Linked DNA regions of Homo sapiens: region 1 is linked to region 2. The links are chromatin contacts, found by Hi-C in ENCODE. All regions are on one chromosome and are shown on one strand. Each heading gives the region's core, a stretch centred on a gene start or an enhancer-like site at or near the end of the contact. The rest is flanking DNA. Distances are from core to core; before and after follow the strand shown. Region 1 overlaps GSAP (gamma-secretase activating protein). Region 2 overlaps CCDC146 (coiled-coil domain containing 146).

Region 1 (5,293 bases), core at 2,351-4,850, 120 kb after region 2:
AGGGAAGTCTTTGAACAGCCCTGGAAACAACAGTAGATACAAGGGAGACAAATTTCAGATTATAAGAATTCTGCATTTACAGAAAAGCATCACATTTAAAACACAAGTGGCTTCTGAATTCAAAGATCACTGTATATTACTTTGCACTCTCACCAGCAACATATAAGAGGGCCTAACGGGTTTCTAATGGATATCATTTTTCCCAATTATCACAATTCTATGATTTGCAAAAGCAGACATGTCTGAACTTTCTGAAAATATAAATATGCTAACTATTGTATTAGCTATTCTACCAGGGGGAAAAAAAGGTGATTTTCTTAAAGTTTGACTTTAAAGTTTGACTTTGACATTTCTACAAATTCAACAGAGACACAGAAAAGATCTCAAGGGAGAAATCAATGTGCACGGAGTGAAGAAGTTGTTTGTACTCACTCCATGCCATTTTTAGCATAGCTCCACAAGCCCTCTAGGCTTTTAAGTCTAAACAAACACAGTGCGATTCTCTGTCACTCCAATTCGGCAGCACAATGGCAAATATTGTTTGTGTAGGAAAATAAAAAGATTTCTGATACATGAACATGTTAAGGCTGACAGTATCTATCATTAGGACACAGGCTGGGTTTCCCTCAGGGACAGTGGTATAGCACTGATAATGACCCACTTACTTCTTCAGTGTCACATCTGAGCAAATGCCATAAAATACAGCAATCAGGAGGAAGTCCATGGACACAGGCTTCCCCGCATGGAGTTACCAAAGATATCTAAATTTAGGTCAAGGTTCCCCTTCCCCCAAGATTACACCGTAGAAAAGAAGGACTGGCCTTATATTTGAGCTTTTATTGAGACTCTAATATGATCCAGTGTCTCTCAGTGACTTCACTGTGAAAAATAATATACAAAATTTGGGGATGGCACAGAAGCGTGGAATTTAATCAGTGTTAGTTTTCAATATTTAAGAAAGCAACCTGAGAGCACTGCTTTATTTTTTGAAAAAAGCAAAGAACGTAAAACAATTTCTGAGCTATGTCCTAACAACTGGAAGGTCTGGATCTATCTATAAACATGCCTTTTAAATATTACTTGAAAAAGACAGTAAGTGAGTTATTATATTGAATCATATAATATACATACTACAGAACAAATGGAAATCCAATGTTTGGTAAATGGGTGCTTGTGGCTTAGGATGAAAATCCTAGTGACAGGATCTTACAACCAAGGGTATGGATGAGTTACTTTGGGAATCTACTTGATGACTCAAAAAATGGCTCCAGGAATAAGAAAGACATTGGTGTCAAAGATATTTGTGAAGAAAAATAGAATAGAAATGCTCTGTTGAGAGGTGAGTATGTGGGGGGGAAAATGAATTTTTCTTATTGTTATCTTAAATGTGTATGACTAAATTAGTATATTAAATAGCACGAACTGACATTTTTTTGACCTAAAAGTATGCGTGTGTGTATGTATGTGTGTGTGTATATATATATATTTTTTTGACCTAAAAGTATGTGTGTGTGTATATATATATATATTTTTTGTTTGTTTGTTTTGTTTTGTTTTTTGTTTCCATCCTGGTTAACATAGTGAAATGCCGTCTCTACAAAAATAAAAAAAAAAACGCGTCATTTAGCATTAGGTATATCTCCCAACGCTATCCCTCCCCCCCTCCCCACCCAACAGTCCCCGATGTGTAATGTTCCCCTTCCTATGTCCATGTGTTCTCATTGTTCGATTCCCACCTATGAGTGAGAACACGCGGTGTTTGGTTTTTTGTCCTTGGGATAGTTTGCTGAGAATGATGGTTTCCAGCTTCATCCATGTCCCTACAAAGGACATGAACTCATCATTTTTTATGGCTGCATAGTATTCCATGGTGTATATGTGCCACATTTTCTTAATCCAGTCTATCATTGTTGGACATTTGGGTTGGTTCCAAGTCTTTGCTATTGTGAATAGTGCCACAATAAATGTATGTGTGCATGTGTCTTTATAGCAGCATGATTTATAATCCTTTGGGTATATACCCAGTAATGGGATGGCTGGGTCAAATGGTATTTCTAGTTCTAGATCCTTGAGGAATCACCACACTGTCTTCCACAATGGTTGAACTAGTTTACAGTCCCACCAACAGTGTGAAAGTGTTCCTATTTCTCCACATCCTCTCCAGCACCTGTTGTTTCCTGACTTTTTAATGATTGCCATTCTAACTGGTGTGAGATAGTATCTCATTGTGGTTTTGATTTGCATGTCTCTGATGGCCAGTGATCATGAGCATTTTTTCATGTGTTTTTTGGCTGAATAAATGTCTTCTTTTGAGAAAGTGTCTGTTCATATCCTTCGCCCACTTTTTGATGGGGTTGTTTGTTTTCTCTTGTAAATTTGTTTGAGTTCATTGTAGATTCTGGATATTAGCCCTTTGTCAGATGAGTAGGTTGCGAAAATTTTCTCCCATTCTGTAGGTTGCCTGTTCACTCTGATGGTGGTTTCTTTTGCTGTGCAGAAGCTCTTTAGTTTAATTAGATCCCATTTGTCAATTTTGGCTTTTGTTGCCATTGCTTTTGGTGTTTTAGACATGAAGTCCTTGCCCATGCCTATGTCCTGAATGGTATTGCCTAGGTTTTCTTCTAGGGTTTTTATGGTTTTAGGTCTTACATTTAAGTCTTTAATCCATCTTGAATTAATTTTTGTATAAGGTGTAAGGAAGGGATCCAGTTTCAGCTTTCTACATATGGCCAGCCAGTTTTCCCAGCACCATTTATTAAATAGGGAATCCTTTACCCATTTCTTCTTTTTGTCAGGTTTGTCAAAGATCAGATAGTTGTAGATATGCAGCATTATATCTGAGGGCTCTGTTCTGTTCCATTGGTATATACCTAAGCTAAATGACGAGTTAATGGGTGCAGCACACCATCGTGGCACATGTATACATATGTAACAAACCTGCACGTTGTGCACATGTACCCTAAAACTTGAAGTATAATAATAAAAATAAAAAATAAAAAAATACAAATCAATTACAAAAAAAAAATAGCTGGGCATGGTGGCACACGCCTGTAGTCCCAGCTACCCGGGAGGCTAAGGCAGGAGACTCGCTTGAAACCAGGAGGCGGAAGTTGCAGTGAGCCAAGGTTGCGCCACTGCACTCCAGCCTGGTGACAGAGCGAGACTCCGTCTAAAAAAAAAAAAAAAAAAAAAAAAAAAAAAAAAAAAATTAGCCGGGTGTGGTGGCACTCATCTGTAGCTACTCGGGAGGCTGAGGCAGGACAATCACTTGAACCCAGGAAGCAGAGGTTGCAGTGAGCTGAGATCACACCACTGCACTCCAGCGTGGGCAACAGATGAGGCTCCGTCTCAAAAAAAAAAAAAAAAAAAAAAGAAAAAGAAAAAGAATAACCATATATTTGGCTTTTTTTTTTAAGCAGGAATTTGTACCCAAAGGAGACAGCCAGCTATCAGCAAGATTTTCTTACCTTTAAAATGGGAAGATCTTTGAAGGCAGAAAACACCTTTCTACACTAATTTTTCCCTTCTCAAGTACAACCCAGACATTTGACTAATACTACTAGCATAATAAGAGCCAACCTTTGCAAATAGTAATTTCTCTCAATAACATACCATGTGCTTTCACAGTGAAAAAGGAAGCATCGTGAATTAAGATTCTAGAGACATCAGTTCTAGTTTCAGTTCTGCCATTATCCTGGTATTTACTTCACAGCAAATCACCAAGCTTTCCTAGGCCTCAATGCCTCATTATTAAACATAATAAAACATGCAGGGCAAGGTGCTCACGCCTGTAATCCCAACACTTTTGGAGGCCAAGGCAGGAAGATCATTTGAGGCCAGGAATTTGAGACCAGCCTGGGCAACATAGTGAAACCCCATCTCTACAAAAAAATGAAAAAAATATTAAGAACAAGCTGGACATGGTGGTGTGTGCCTATAGTCCCAGTTACTCAGAAGGTTGAGGTGGGAAGATCACCTGGGCCAGGGAGGTCGAGGCTATAGTGAGCCATAAGAATGTCAGTGCACCCCAGCTTGGGCAACAGAGCAAGACCCTGTCTCAAAAATAATCAGAATAAAATGAAAGACCAAAGAACCAGATTACTTCTACAATCCCTTTCAGCCATAAAATCCCATTATTCTATGAGGTGCTAAATTAAGAATTTTGATGGCCGGGAGTGGTGGCTCACACCTGTAATCCCAGCACTTTGGGAAGCCAAGGCGGGTGGATCACCTGAGGTCAGGAGTTCGAGACCAGCCTGGCCAACACGGGGAAACCCCGTCTCTACTAAAAATACAAAAATTAGCCGGAAGTGGTGGTGGATGCCTGCGGTGCTGGCTACTCAGGAGGCTGAGGCAGGAGAATCTGAACCTGGGAGGCGGAGGTTACAGTGAGCCGAGACCACACCATTGCACTCCAGCCTGGGTGACAGAGCAAGACTCCATCTCAGGAAAAAAAAAAAAAGAATTTTGAGAATCAAGATATCAGTGGAGACTGGACACAGTGGCTCATGCCTGTAATCCTAACATATTGGGTGGCTGAGGTGGGCGGATTCCCTGAGCTCAGGAGTTCAAGACCAGCCTGGGCAACATGACTAATCCCCTCTCTGCTAATAACACAAAAAATTAGCCAGGCGTGGTGGCGCACACTTGTAATCCCAGCTACTCGGGAAACTGAGGCAGGAGTATCGCTTGAACCCGGAAGTTGGAGGTTGCAGTGAGCTGAGATCACACCACTGCACTCCAGCCTGGGTGACAGAGCAAGGCACTGTCTCAAAAAAGAAAAGATTATCAGTGGAGACTGGGAGACCATCACTGAAGGGGAAGACAAGACCAGGCAATATCTGGATACCACAAGGAGAGACAGCAGGATCAGGCAGAGGGATAGACATGACATGAGGAGAACGGAGGTGAGCAAAAGACCATGGTGTGATCCAGGCACATGCTGTGAAATGGTGACAAGGATGGGAGAGTTCAATATGGCCTGGTTCTGAAGGAGCTCTGGTTATTCAAGCTCTTGAACCGAATCACAGCTTCACAGAGCATCTGTGACACTTGACTGTCTATGATGGTGAGAGGGAGTTCTGGAAAATCTCAGTGGCAATGGGGCCCCTGACCCATATGGTCACCCCAATTGCTGCCCAGTGGAAATCTGCTGTGACTTGTGGCAAATGCAACTCCACAGGGGAGGATGAAGGGGACAGCCAGAGCCTGGTTTCCTATGGAAGTCCATTTTCTCAGTAAAATATTCACTCTGCCATCTCTACAGCCAAGAAAAGGAGCATTACTGATTAAA
Region 2 (5,756 bases), core at 2,725-5,224:
CTTGGGCAGGTGGAAGATTTGCCTGCCATAGGCAGAAAGACTTTGCTGGGGTTAGTCAAAACCATCAGAGCTTTTAATGACCATGTGTGTTGGCATGACAAAGTGGAATGAATTACTTAACCAAAGACATCATACTGTCATGTAATATCACACATGACGGTATACCTCTGCATTTAAACATGGCTCTTATTGACTTCCACGTGGCACTGAAAAGAAAGAAAACCATGATTCCTAGGATTTTGCTCTGACACCATCATGTTGTAGGGGTTAGAATATCATGAGTCTGTGAAGTTATTCGCTTTCTAAACATAAGATCATGTCCAAGATTGTGACAATGACAAAATCCTCTTACCAAGTGAATATGACACTTTCTATATACTGTAATTTTTCTTTAATTATAGTTTTCTAGCAATTTCATCTCCCTTTGCTCTGATTTAAAAGTGGTTCTGCATTTTTCTCTCTTCATGACTCATTTCAGTGTTGAAGGCAATGATAACAACATACTATACTGAGAAGAGCTTCACCTTTGAGTCAGGCACAGTCAGGTTCAGATTCTAGATCCATTGAATTCCTACCTATGTTACTTGTTTCCAAACCTTTGAATTGGGATTATTGCAAAAAATGAGTGACTGCAAATGGGAAAGTGTGTGGTACCGAGAAGATACTCAGTAAATATTGCCTTCCTTCCTTTATACATATGAACTCTTTGAAAGGCTATAAAGTAAATGGTATAGTCAGAATGACACTGTGAATATGGCTATTTTATTCATATGGAGAAGATGACATCATCAGGCCCTACTGATAAACCCCGGAAATGCCTCTCAGTACCCACTCTGCATTACCTAAATGACTGCAGCTCTACACCAGCTGTTCTCCATAGGTCCAGCTCCTTTCATGTCCAATTTTTCCTCCATCTTAGCCCAAAGCACAAATTTATATTCTTAAGTGACACATTCATGTGTCACTCACCTGCTCAAGACATTCAATGGATCCTTAATTCACATAATCACAGAATGAAGGAACCAAGAGGAATCTTAAAGATCATACTCTAAAAGCAAACAGGTTTCATCTCAAATGCCAGCTCCCTCCATTTGGGGGTAGCTCCCTGTAGTGATGATAATGCAAAGGAATTTTTTTTTTTTTTTTTTGAGACAGAGTCTCAGTCTGTTGCTGAGGCTGGAGTACAGTGGCACCGTGTCGGTTCACTGCAACCTCTGTCTCCTCGGTTCAAGCAATTCTCTTGCCCTCAGCCTCCTGAGTAGCTGGGATTACATGCACCCACCACCAAGCCCAGCTAGTTTTTATATTTTTAGTAGAGATGGGGTTTCACCATGTTGCCCAGGCTAGTCTCAAACTCCTGACCTCAGGTGATCCACCTGCCTCGGCCTCCCAAAGTGCTGGGATTACAGGTGTGAGCCATCGCGCCTGGCCCAATATTGCAAAGGATTCTGAGGCCCAGTGCTGACTTGTCAGATAGAAGCTCTGTAGTTGATTGGTGATGTCTGCCCCAGGCATAGAAAGTTTGTCCATGTATTTCCCATTCCTAATCAAGTCATCTTCCTAATCAAGCGCTGTTTCTTCAGCCAGTTCTTTTGGTATATCTTCATACCCCAAGTAACATGCTTATGATGCTGCTACTTGAGTTTTCAGTTGTAGACTTGATCTTTTTTTTTTTTTTAATCACTATAAAAGATGAGGATTCAGCCCTCTTTAGACCCCTGTTCATCACAAATACATTTCTTGTCCCTCTGTATACACGGTATTCTCATGTCATAATTTTGATTAGTTCAGAATTTGTTATTATTATGAACATATAAAGGCTATTCGTGCCTGAGCCATGTGATATTATATAATTACCCTTACAAAATTTTGTGTTCCCAGGAATTTATAAACATCCTGTTTTTACACTTTTATAGTTTTCGGTGTGCTTATCAGTTCAATCCCAAATTCTTCTCCAATTATATAAATCTCCTCTCAGTATATTAAAACACATTTGATGGCCTATTCATTTACTCTTCTTGAAGAAATCTCTTCTAAGCCTCATCAATGACCTCTAGCCAAAGACTAACAGGAATACATCAGCAGTTGAATGCGCTGAGTTTATTACATATTGCAGCAAGGGAGAACACACGCCATGGAGAATTGTAGGGAGTCTCAATAGAGGGTATTAGAAAGGACTTACAGGATATGTGTCATGTGACTTGAGGAACGGTTTAAAGAAATGGGACTTTGCCCTGAATTAGGATGTTCTCAGGAAATGAGAGTAATTCTGTGGTAGAGTATCTTAAATTTTACCTAGAAAAAGAAAAGATTAGATGGAGACCAAAACTGTGATTGTTAAACAAAGCTATACAAGGGGAATTTATGGTATTTTGTGGCTTGGACAATGTTCATGTTTTTGTCTATGTTCAAATACAGTTATGGAGTGGCCTTGTTTTTGTCCTGATCCATCATGATTACAGAGGGGCTTTGTCTGAAGTTGATGTTCTGGGCAATTGTTTATGTTCAACAGGGGAATACCAAGGCCTACCTATGAGTACCAGTTCTGCTCCTGGATACCAGGGGCTGCCTTTTTCTTTCTCAGCCTTCTGACTTGTTCCAAAGTAGTCCATTTCTGTATGTGCTTACTGCACTGCTCTCATTCTAGGAGCCTTACTCCATCATCTTGCTGATGCCCTTCACCTCTCTTCCGACTCTATTTCATGGGTCTCATCTATTTTATTCTCTTAGCTTACCCCCTTTTGGAGGAGGGGACATGCCTTCCAGTAGCTTCATGAGAAAAATGTTAGTGAAAAAGTAATTGTTTAAGACTTTGTGTGTTGGAAATTGTATGTCAGAAGACCTTGCATGCTAAAAAATATTTTACCCTCACACTAGCCATACAGACAATTAGTGCTTTAATTGGATATGGAATTTTAGGTTGGAAATCATTTTCCCTCAGGAAAAAGGCATTAGATTAACTGCCTTCTAGCTTCACTATGAAGAAGATTTGATGTCATTCTAAATATTGATCCTTTATTTGAAGCCATTTTTTTTTCCATGCTGGGAAATTTGTAGGATCTCTTACTTGCCTCCAGAATTTTTACATTTTACAATGATGTTCCCATTGTATCCATCGTGTGGGGCACTGAATGGGTTCTCTGTCTATGGAAGTATATGTCCTTCCAAAGTTCTGATACTTTGTCTTGGATTATTTAATTTTGTCCATTTGATTTTCTCTATTCTGTCTTGGATTCCTTTTACGCAGATGTTGGACCTTCTAAAACAGTCCTCTAATTTTCTTTTTTCTTTTATTTTCCTTTCTTTTTTGTCATTTGACTTGCTAAAAGAGAAATTTCCTCAAGTTTTCCTTTCAACCCTTCTACTCTTTCATTATGCTATCATACTTTATATTTCCTTGTGCTCTCTTTGTTCTCTGGATGTTTCTTTTTCATAGTATCTTTAATCTCTTATCTCATTGAGGCTATTAATGATGGTTTCTTTTTCTTCTTCTTTTCCTAAATAAGACTTTTTCTCCGTGTTTTTTCTGTATTTTTCTTTTTTTGTTTTTGTCTCTTTCTTTTTAGAAACTTTCCTCCAATATATGGTAATTCTTGGCTATCTGCTTATATTTAAGCATGGGCTGCTATAAATCTAATTGGAAGCTGTCTGTGATGGTGAGGCTTGTCACTGTAGTTTGATCTGACTGGACACAAAATATGTGAGGCATGGCCTTTGACCGAAGAGGAGTTTGCAGTGGAATGCGCACAAGTTGTTCAGATTTTAACAAATATTATAAAAGCTATTTATATTATGACACTACTAGCTATTAAGTCCACAAAATAGCACCCATTGAATATAAAACTAAGCACCCATAGAATATAAAACTAACAGAAATTAAAGTGTATTAGAATCCTTTTCCTTTGTTGATTTTAAGAAAAATCTGGTTTTGTTCTAGTACAGTTTCAGTGAGAGACTAACTTCCTCTTTGACCCTGTGATTTATAATTAGCCCAGCCACTGCCCACAGCTGGCAGTACTTGAAAACAGGAGTGGGTCAGGCCAGGCACTCCCAGCCCAAGTGAACATTTTTTCAGACTTGCATGCAATCCAAAACTAAAAGAGATAAAAGGTAAACATGAAGAGCTCTAGCTATTCTTCAGAATGTATTTCCCCCCAGAGACAGTTGTTTGATTCTCCTATGGCGTTTGACTTGTACATAGAGACTCTCCCAGAAACTCAAGGTACAAGCCTCATGAAAGGTTGGAATGCTTTAGAAAAATATCAAAGTGTTAAGCTGAGGTTCACTGATATCAAATAATTGGGATATTTACAGCAACAAGTAATGTCTAATTTCTTAACTTTTATGAAAGTTACCGATGATTATTCATGCATTGAAAATGCCTGGAAGAACAGACACCAAAACTATTAATAGTGACTCCTGGGGAGTAGTACTTGAAGCAGCAGAGGTAGGAAGCAGATTTTTTTTTTTTTTTTACTTTACACATTTCTGTTGTTTGGTCACAATCACAATAAATACATTTTTAAATGTGAAATGCTACACTATAAAAACTAAAAGAACTATCATAAGCTTACAAAACCTGATATATGCAGTTTGGGGCTCAAAAGAAATGGAAAATATCTCAAGTAACTCCAGACCATGTAGTTAGAACTTTGATACTTGATAGTTATTTTCCTCCCACATTAATGGAGACTTCAGTCTAACTCCAGCCTATTTTCCAGATTACCTTGGGAAGGTTTCCTTTCAAGAGAAACACCTATTAGGTTAGGTTTGCAATTTGGCCTCAATGAGTAATAGAAACTCAACTATAATGATTTTGCTAAATAGGGAGTTGTTTTACTCACTTAATAAAAAGAGCACAGGTAGGCACAACCGGTTATTTCACATAATGAAAAGTCTAGGATCCTTTTAGCTCCCCTTTCAGTCAACCTTAGTGTGTACATTGTTTCTCCATGGTCAGAAAATGGCTATTCCACCTTAAGCATAAACTGGCAAAAGGAGGAGGAAGGGCAACGAGCAAAAGACATAAATGATTGCTGGCTTGGCCAGCTCCTTTTAACAGGAAAACAGCCACTTTCCCAGGACCCCTCCTCACAGACTTCCACTTACATTTCATTGGCTTGTCTTAGCTCATATGGGCACCCCCAGCTGCAAAGAAGTGTGAGGACTCCTGGATACATTGCAGCTCTGGAAAAAAAAAAAAAAAAACAGCATTCTGTTGCTGTCGTGGTTAATACTAAATGTCAATTTGATTGGCTTGAAGGATACAAAGTATTGATCCTGGGTGTGTCTGTGAAGGTGTTGCCAAAGGAGATGAACCTTTGAGTCAGTGGGCTGGGGAAAGCAGACCCACCCTTAATCTGGGTGGGCACAATCTAATCAGCTGCCGGTGTGGCTAGACTATAAACAGGCAGAAAAATGTGAATGAGAGACCGGCCTAGCCTCCCAGCCTACATCTTTCTCCCGTGCTGGACCCTTCCTGCCCTCGAACATCGGACTCCAAGTTTCTTCAGTTTTGGGACTCAGACTGGCTTTCCTTCCTCCTCAGCTTGCAGATGGCCTATTGTGGGACCCTGTGATCCTGTGAGTTAATACTTAATAAACTCCCCTTTTTATTTTATATATATATATATACACACACACTAATAGGAGATATATATATATATATATATATATATATATATATATATATATATATATATATATATGGAGATACAAAGAACCCTGACTAATAGAGTTGCTAAGATCAAGGTGGA

Evidence for each region. A loop is a pair of places that touch in the nucleus more often than their neighbours do. Pooled maps may share reads with other maps.
Region 1: a loop to region 2 is called in a map with no recorded cell type, with 4 times the contacts of the local background. The contact joins two enhancer-like sites. A Hi-C loop is called at or near these places in 2 of 37 single-sample maps with no recorded cell type and 10 of 50 pooled maps.

What each region holds. Positions count from the first base shown.
Region 1 is chr7:77,387,776-77,393,068 of GRCh38, forward strand. The region is part of intron 5 of GSAP (gamma-secretase activating protein); the gene reads right to left. Among named protein-coding and RNA genes, the nearest start is that of GSAP, 26 kb to the right of the region's middle. RefSeq lists an enhancer at 4,768-5,293. Within about 2 kb of position 3,601, at least 2 of the 41 ENCODE cell types and tissues checked have a DNase peak (open chromatin) inside an H3K27ac peak, as active enhancers do.
Region 2 is chr7:77,265,862-77,271,617 of GRCh38, forward strand. The region is part of intron 9 of CCDC146 (coiled-coil domain containing 146); the gene reads left to right. The region is part of intron 2 of LOC102723791 (a long non-coding RNA gene); the gene reads right to left. Among named protein-coding and RNA genes, the nearest start is that of CCDC146-AS1, 20 kb to the left of the region's middle. RefSeq lists a silencer at 5,733-5,756. Within about 2 kb of position 3,975, at least 6 of the 41 ENCODE cell types and tissues checked have a DNase peak (open chromatin) inside an H3K27ac peak, as active enhancers do.